Regions from separate parts of the Homo sapiens genome. Here region 2 is linked to region 1. The links are chromatin loops, found by intact Hi-C in ENCODE. Cell type or tissue: sigmoid colon. All regions are shown on one strand.

The links. Hi-C counts contacts between places; a loop is a spot of excess contacts. Peaks named below come from ENCODE experiments on the same cell type or tissue, not always from the same donor. Only the 100,000 strongest peaks of a DNase experiment are listed, where the experiment ranks them.
Region 2: a loop joins it to region 1, with 3.0 times the contacts of the local background. A loop is called at or near these places in 3 of 110 quality-filtered maps.

What each region holds. Positions count from the first base shown.
Region 1 is chr15:97,907,959-97,911,958 of GRCh38, forward strand. No RefSeq gene overlaps it. Among named protein-coding and RNA genes, the nearest start is that of LINC00923, 36 kb to the left of the region's middle. In sigmoid colon, a CTCF peak has its summit at 1,531 (motif pointing right); a DNase peak (open chromatin) is centred at 1,533.
Region 2 is chr15:98,040,928-98,044,927 of GRCh38, forward strand. No RefSeq gene overlaps it. Among named protein-coding and RNA genes, the nearest start is that of LINC02251, 40 kb to the left of the region's middle. In sigmoid colon, no CTCF peak of the experiment used is centred here; a DNase peak (open chromatin) is centred at 2,448.

The sequences.
Region 1 (4,000 bases):
TTTAGTCTCTGCTCTTAGTAGTCAAACACAATGTCTCACTGATATAGCAAACATGACCAAGATACCCTCAACTTTACACAGCTTACAATCTCATTTGTTGGAACTAACACAATATGAGAACTTTGGGATACTGGATTACAGGAGGCATATAGGAAACCTGGAAGATAAAGGAAAATTTCTCCAGAGAAGTCAAACCTCGGATTGGAATTAAGGATTGGTCAAAGTTAGCCCCATAGAGAAGAGAGAGAAGTGTGTTCCAAGAGAACAGCATGCAGAAGAGCCCAGAGGCAGCGGAGGAAGCACAGCCTGCTTATGTTAATAAATATGAATTTGATTACAAGAGTTATAGAGACTACCAAAGGCTTTTATGCAAAAAAAAAAGTGATAGTAAAAAAAATAAATAATATCCCAGGGCCAGACATGGTGGCTCACTCTTGTAATCCTAGCACTTTGTGAAACTGAGATGGAAGGATTGCTTAAAGCCAGGGGTTCAAAACCAGCCTGGGCAACATAGTGAGACCCTGACTCTACCAAAAAAAAAAAAAAAGTAAATTAGCCTGGTGTGATGGCACACACCTATAGTCCCAGCTACTTGAGAGGCTGAGGCAGGAGGAGCACTTGAGCCCAGGAGTTCAAGGCTGCAGTGAGCTACAATCACACTACTGCACTCCAGCCTGGGAAACAGAACAAGACCCTTCCATTTACCAAAAGATCCTTCTCACTTCTAAGCAGAGAAGGGACTAAAAAGGCAAGTCTGAAAGCAGGAGATAGGTGGAGGCTCATGCAGAAATCCAGATAAGATACCAATGCACCTAGAACTGGCAGGGTGCTGGCAGTGGGAGGAGAGATGGATGGATTTGAGTGATGCTTGACAAATAGAATTGGCAGGACATGGAAAGTAAGGGAATACAGTCAAGAGAGGGTCTCAGTGTGTGCTGGCTTGAACCAATTTCACAACAAGAGAATCAGCTCAGCCTGCCACATTGCACCCAACACCACTGCAGAAAAGTCTTGTTTTGTAGCAAGAGATTGGTTCTCTAGCCTCCCTTGTGGATATGTCCATGGGTCAGCCCCGGCCCAGCCATTCATTACTACTGAAAATATGTAAGAAAAACCTTTTTCATTTACAAAGTAACATTATATATAAGGTTAAAATGTGATGGGTATTAACTTGCAGAGAAATATTTCAAGGTTTCTTGTGAAGGTAAAAAGTGGTAGGTAGTTTTTTATACAGATAAGTGCATGACAATTAGCTTACAGAAAAATGATCCCAACTATTCTTAGAGTACAAATTCTGTGGTTCTTTTCCAGCAATGTCGTCAGTCTCAACTCTCAGAGATGATTTGGGGAAGGGTTCTGAGATTTAGTATATGAAAATGCGGGGCATCAAGAAGGAACATCCTAGGAATAAAGAGAAACCCACCTCACTTCAAAGAGAGCAGTCTCTCATTGAATTGCCCAGTGCAGTTCTGAGGACCAACATCAACAGGGTGGAAGTAACCATGCAAGTGCAGTGACAGTGGCTGCCATGAGAGGGCAGCCTAACACGGTTCCTGTAGGAATCGGGGCTGCTCAAGGCTGAGAGGTATAGATGGCCTAGGGCTTCAATATGACCAACACAATCCCACTTAGAGAATTCTCTCATTGTAGAAGTAGTGCAAAATATGGGGTTGAGGAACACATCCTTAAGAAAGGTGATTTCAATATAATAAGTAAGAGGAAAACTGGAAGCAATATGAATATCTAACACTAAAGAAATGGCCAAGGAAATTATGATATATGCAGAATAGCATGCTTTTTCCATCAAAAATTATAAGGAATGAAACAATAATGTTGCATTTTCAATGCAAGACACAATGTGCTAGATATGAACATGAAATGTATTTAAATATACAATTAAAAACTAAATTACTATGGGAAATATGGGCAGGAAAAGGTAAATGTTATAATAAGCCTTCATAATATTAAAAAAAAGACTTAGTCATCAAACAAGAAGTGCAAGTCAGGAAAGACGTATAAATTGGAAAGGAAAAAGTCAACCATCTAGAAAATTCTAAACTGTCTCTTAAGTAATTCTTGTTTTTTTTTTTTTTTTAAGGCAGAACAGCAAGAAAAAAATGTGTTTTTTCGATTCATGGCATTAAAACCTACATAATTAAATAAGAAAAAATTAATGAGTTAAACATCCAGTTCAAAATGTTAAGTAAAACAAAAATAAAATAAACTCACATAACACATGGAAGAGGATAATAAAGGAATGAAAGAAATATAAAACAGAAAAAAAGTAGAGCATTTTCAAGGAAAATACAAGGCACAAAACTGACCCCAGAAGAGGGAGAAAACATAAATAAAACAAGAAAAGTGAAAAAAATAAAATAAAAAAGAAATAGTAAATAGCAGTAGCATTCATGAACAGAGTTATTTCCCTACAATAGAAAATATTGTTATTTATTAAAAGGATAAAGGTCGTTAGAATGAGCTGATATTAAGGTAACTTTTCTCAAAAGGAAAATGCAAGGTTTAGCACAGCAGGTATGCTGTGACCTCCTTGTGCAATATTTATTTATTTATTTAGACAGAGTTTTTGCTCTGTTGCCCAGGCTGGAGTGCAATGGTGCGATCTCAGCTCACTGCAACATCTGCCTCCTGGGTTCAAGCGATTCTCCTTCCTCAGCCTCCCTAGTAGCTGGGATTACAGGTGCGCACCACCACACCTGGCTAATTTTTGTATTTTTAGTAGAGACGGGGTTTCACCATGTTGGCCGGGCTGGTCTGAAACTCTTGACCTCAGGTGATCCACCCACCTCTGCCTCCCAAAGTGCTAGGATTACAGGGATAAGCCACCACGCCTAGCCCCTTGTGTGATATTTAAAGACCCATGTAGACATATGGTATTAGATAAGTTTGTGATATTAAGGACCTATTGTAATCGGGGCAGCGTGGTGCACTAGGTAATACTGAGACTCAGGAGCCAGATTCTCTGGATTTGAATCCTGGCTTCACCACTTTCTAGCTGTGTGATTGTCAGCAGTGTCCTTAGCTTCTCTGTGCCTTAGCTTCTTCATCGGTGAAATGGTAACAACAATAGACCCTAATTCATAGAGCTATGGGAATTAAATGGGCTAATTATTACAAAGTACTTTAGAACAGTGTCTGATAGTAACATAATAAATGCCTACTAAATATTAGCTGTGGTGATCCCTCCTAAAAGCATTACTAGGAACTGTCCTTGGGAAATTGGGTGGAGGGTGCTTAGAGGCAAAATGAGCAAAGCCTCCATTTTTCTGTGTTCCTTTCTGAACTTCTTGCATTTCCTAGGCATCCACATTACTAAATAGGACTGTGTGGACACTGGAATCATGGGACACTTTGGTTTTCCTCTTCATCCTTTTCTATATTTATAATATATATATATAATACATATATACTTATCTTTATTCAAAAATAATTATATATAATATTTTTAAATGTTGTGTTTGTACTTAGCACAACTATGTAAAAATAGAAACAAATGGAAAATTATTAGAAGGAAAATCTTAAAAATTATAGGACTTTTGTTAGTATAAGAAAATACAGAATCTTATTTCCCCCTTCATTTTAAACAAGTATTTTATTTATTTATTTATTTATTTATTTATTTATTTATTTTTGAGACGGAGTCTCGCTGTGTCCCCCAGGCTGGAGTGCATTGGCACCATCTCGGCTCACTGCAAGCACTGCCTCCCGGGTTCACGCCATTCTCCTGCCTCAGCCTCCCGAGTAGCTGGGACTACAGGTGCCAACCACCCGGCCCGGCACATTTATTTTTAAATACACTAGCTTCAGATGATATATTTTTGTAAAATATTTCAATGTAAGGTAAAAATACTTTCTGGCCTTTTCCGTGCTTAGCCCCTCCAGGGAGGGCATCTTCTCTCTGCATTAACATAGACACATACATAGTTATAGAAATGTGTAATTGCGATGTTTTTAGCAATATAAATGCCATCACACTTCATGT
Region 2 (4,000 bases), 130 kb after region 1:
TCCTGGGCAGCCCTGGAGACCAAAGGGGGACTTAAGAGGCAGTAGGATCAATGTAAGTTCCAAAGTGCATGGAGATTGTTGGTCTCCAGGTATCTGATGGAAACACATTGATTGGAAATGCTGGATTATTGCCTCTTCTGCTGGCTACCAGTGTCACAGTAAAAGCCCAACACGTTCATTTACTAGGAGAGAAACAGACCTTGAGAGAGGTCTTGTTCAACTGTGCATGCTTTCAAGGACAGAGCTGGTGGTAAAACCCATTCAGGTAAACCTCTAGAGGTTGCAGTTTTTTTCTTTCTTTCTTCTTTTTAATTACAAAAGTCATTCTGTCAATGTGACTGACCCTATGGTTTTCTGATACGGCTCCATATTTTTAATTGTTCTCCTTCCTTTTTTAGCCCCCTAATAATGACAGATAAAACTGATGAATTTCTACGCACCAGGTACTGTCCTAAGGGATTTCCCACATTATCTGATTTTGCAGATATGGAAACTGAGGACTGAGAACCCAAGGACACAGAGCTAGTAGCAGGATAACTGCCACACTCTGACCTGCCTGGCTCCCATCTGAGTTCTGAGTGTTTGTTCTCTCAGCTCCTCCCAATGCCTTTTCTACACTGACCCTCTTTCCTGAATTCCCTCATTACTGTGGTGCTTCAGTCTCCAACTCTGGAGGGGTCCCCCATCTCCAGCCCTGACCCTCCTTCACCAGCCTGCAATACAACCCTTGTCTTCCTATTGTCTCTTCAAACTCACTGTGTTCCCAACAGACCTGGAATTCCCCTCCCTAACTCCCCAACATCCATCCTCTTTACTGCTCTATGTCTGGGATGTGACCCACTGTCCTTACTGCTCTATGTCTGGGATGTGACCCACTGTCTTTACTGCTCTATGTCTGGGATGTGACCCACTGTCCTTACTGCTCTATGTCTGGGATGTGACCCACTGTCTTTACTGCTCTATGTCTGGGATGTGACCCACTGTCCTTCCTGTCATAGGACCCTGAAGCCTCAGAGTTCTCTTCCATCTTCAACTCCTCATCTGCTCCTAGGGCCAAAGGAGCACACTGGCACATGGAAGGGGACTGGTTCTAATCCCTTTGCCATGAGCCAGAGTGTGGGTTTGGCAAGAAATGACAACACACACGCCAGCTTTCTACACTGCTGTGGTTTTCCCGTGTCATGCATTCCCTTCCATCCCTCCTGGGGGTTCAGGGGTTTTGTGCCATCCTGCAGGGCAGGTATGCGAAGGGAACACCCATACCCATCTGTCCTTCCTGGATACTGGCCTTCTTCTCTAGACCGTTATTGCATCCCACTCCCTCGATCAAACATGACCTTTCTGTGACCACACAGGGACAAGACAACCACCAAAGTCTTTTGGAGCTATATCTTGTTCCAAGTACAAAGTCAGTACGTGGTAGGCATTTCAATTCTAAATTCAAATTTGCTTCTTTAGAAAGTTTTTTTTCAGGAGACATACCCCAGTTGAAAGGAATGATTCCAAAATATGGGCCGGGCATGGTGGCTCATACCCATAATCCCAGTACTTTGGGAGGCTGAGGCTGGCAGATCACCTGAGGTCAGGCGTTTGAGACCAGCCTGACCAGCATGGCAAAACCCCAACTCTACTAAAAATACAAAAATCAGCCAGGTGTGGTGCCAGGCACCTGTAATCCCAGCTACTAGGTAAACTGATGCAGGAGAACCTCTTGAACCTGGGAGGCAGAGGTTGCAGTGAGCCAAGATCTTGCCACTGCATTCCAGCCTGGGCAACAGAGCAAGACTGCATCTCCAAAAAATAAAATAAAATAAAGTAAAACAAAATAAAATAAAAATGTGTGTGTGTCCGTGTGTGTGTGTGTGTGTGTGTGTGTGTGTGTGTGTGTGTGTAGATAGATGAGAGTGGGGAGAATATTTACAGACACAGACACAGAAGGGGGACTGTGCTTCATGCAGTATTTGGATTTTCCCAGTGCCAGGCAGGCACAATGTAATTTAAAAGATATTGATTGTTTTATATTGGCAAGGCACCGTGTTAGGTGCAAATATTATGTATCCCCCAAATAAATGTTCATCAATGGGTAAATGAATGGGTGAATGAGAGAATGGATGTATCTATTTATTTATTTATTCATTCATGTATTTATTCATCGTGGAGACCACATTGGGCTCTGAGAACAAAGTGTTATTTTCATTGTTCATGCATTCCACGAATGTTTCACAAATGTCTTGTATGTGCCAGTCACCGTGCCGGACCCTGAGAATATGAAGATGAACAGTATTATGTGTACTAAATCACTAGGGAAGGAGGTAAAGTCCAGTGATGTGGGCTGGGAGGTGGAGGCCAATGACAGTGACCCCACCGGGGCCTGAGTCGTCCCAGAGCTCTGCTGGCTCTGCCTGATGCAGGAAAGGCCCGAGGATACTGCAGCTGAGAGACGCTTCCCTCAGGGTTCCTCTTGGAGCCTGCTGACCCCGTGTGGCCTGCCACTTGACTCATCTATGAAACTATGACCCCGATTTTATGAACACCACAGCCCCCACAGTTCAGTAACAAAGAGACACATCCATGAGCCGACAGAGAATCCTCATCTACCCCACTTAATCCACGGAGGTGGTAAAAACAGCCCATCACCATCCAGGCTTCCCTGGCAGCCGGCCGGCTGTCCCTGGGAAAGGCAGTGAGAGGATCTGCCTGGGTAAACTCAGTGATGCCGGTCACACCACCGCGCTGTCCTCACCTACTGCAGATGCTGCAAAGGGGCTCGAGTCCCACATTTAGCTTTCATTAATCGATCCTCATTCGGGAACAGACTTAATCTGACCAACTCCACTAAAGGAAAATAAAATATGAAGAATATCCCGGGAACAGCTATTCCTTACACAATCACCATGGAAACACTGCCGTCACAGGGGCTGTCTAGGCCAAAGCCGTGCAGAAAAGAGGATGGTTGTGGTGTGCTTGGTGCCCTCACCCTTCAGGGCACAGCAGCCTGGGGACATGAATAGGGTCACAGGCAAATTATAGTATTCGCCTGCCTCTGCCCCAGCTGCTACTAGAAAACCTGGTGCGCCTTCACATACCTACCCAGCCAGCTTTCAGGATGCTCAGGAGTGTCTCAGCCGAGATGAACTCACCCCTGGACCTTTTCACAGTCATTGCTGGGATGGGACCTGTGCTAGCACCTCCCAAAGACACCAAGCAAACCAGAGGCAGAGATGTCCTTCTGGCAGCAGGCTCGGCTGTTGTCTTGTGGCCCAGAATGTCCCTTGGGCTAACACTGAATCCAACTTAGAAACTGGCCCTGTAGCCCATCTGTTCTCCTCTCTCCGTGCAGGAGCCACAGTCCAAGCTCCTACTTGATGCCAGGGTCTTAGAAACAGGGTAAGCCCCCTCCTTCAGCCTTTTCTGTCATCATACATCCACAATCCCCCTACTCTCACCCCCAGATGCTGAGGGATGCTCCCCAGCTAACCCCCTTCTCCCTGCCCATCTACCCTGAATCTTGAATCAAGGTTCCTTGAGTCCATCTGCCTGTGCCTCTCTGCTCTTGCTTCTCTATTGCGAACTCCTTCTCAAGGGGACCCCCAGTTTTTCACATAAATAAGCCTCTCAGAGGTCTTCCCCTCCTTTTCCACACCTGCTGAATCCCTGGGTGAACACATTTGGGTAACTTTTGGCTTAAAGACAATTAATTCAAGCGAAGCCATGCAACTGGGTGATTTGTAGGAACTTCCATTTGTTCACTCAATTTTTTACTGCCTGAGCTTCACAGAAGGCTTGGCTCCTTCACAAAGACATGGGTGGGAGGCTGGTGCTGGATTGAATGAAAGGTACTGCTATGGACTAAATTGTGTCCTCTCACAAAATTTATAAGTTAAAGTCTAATCCCATTATCACTGTATTTGAGGTAAAGAAGTAATTAAGATTGAAGGAGGTCATAAGGGTGGAGCCCAAATTTGACAAGATTCATGTTTCTATAAGAGGAGGGAAACAT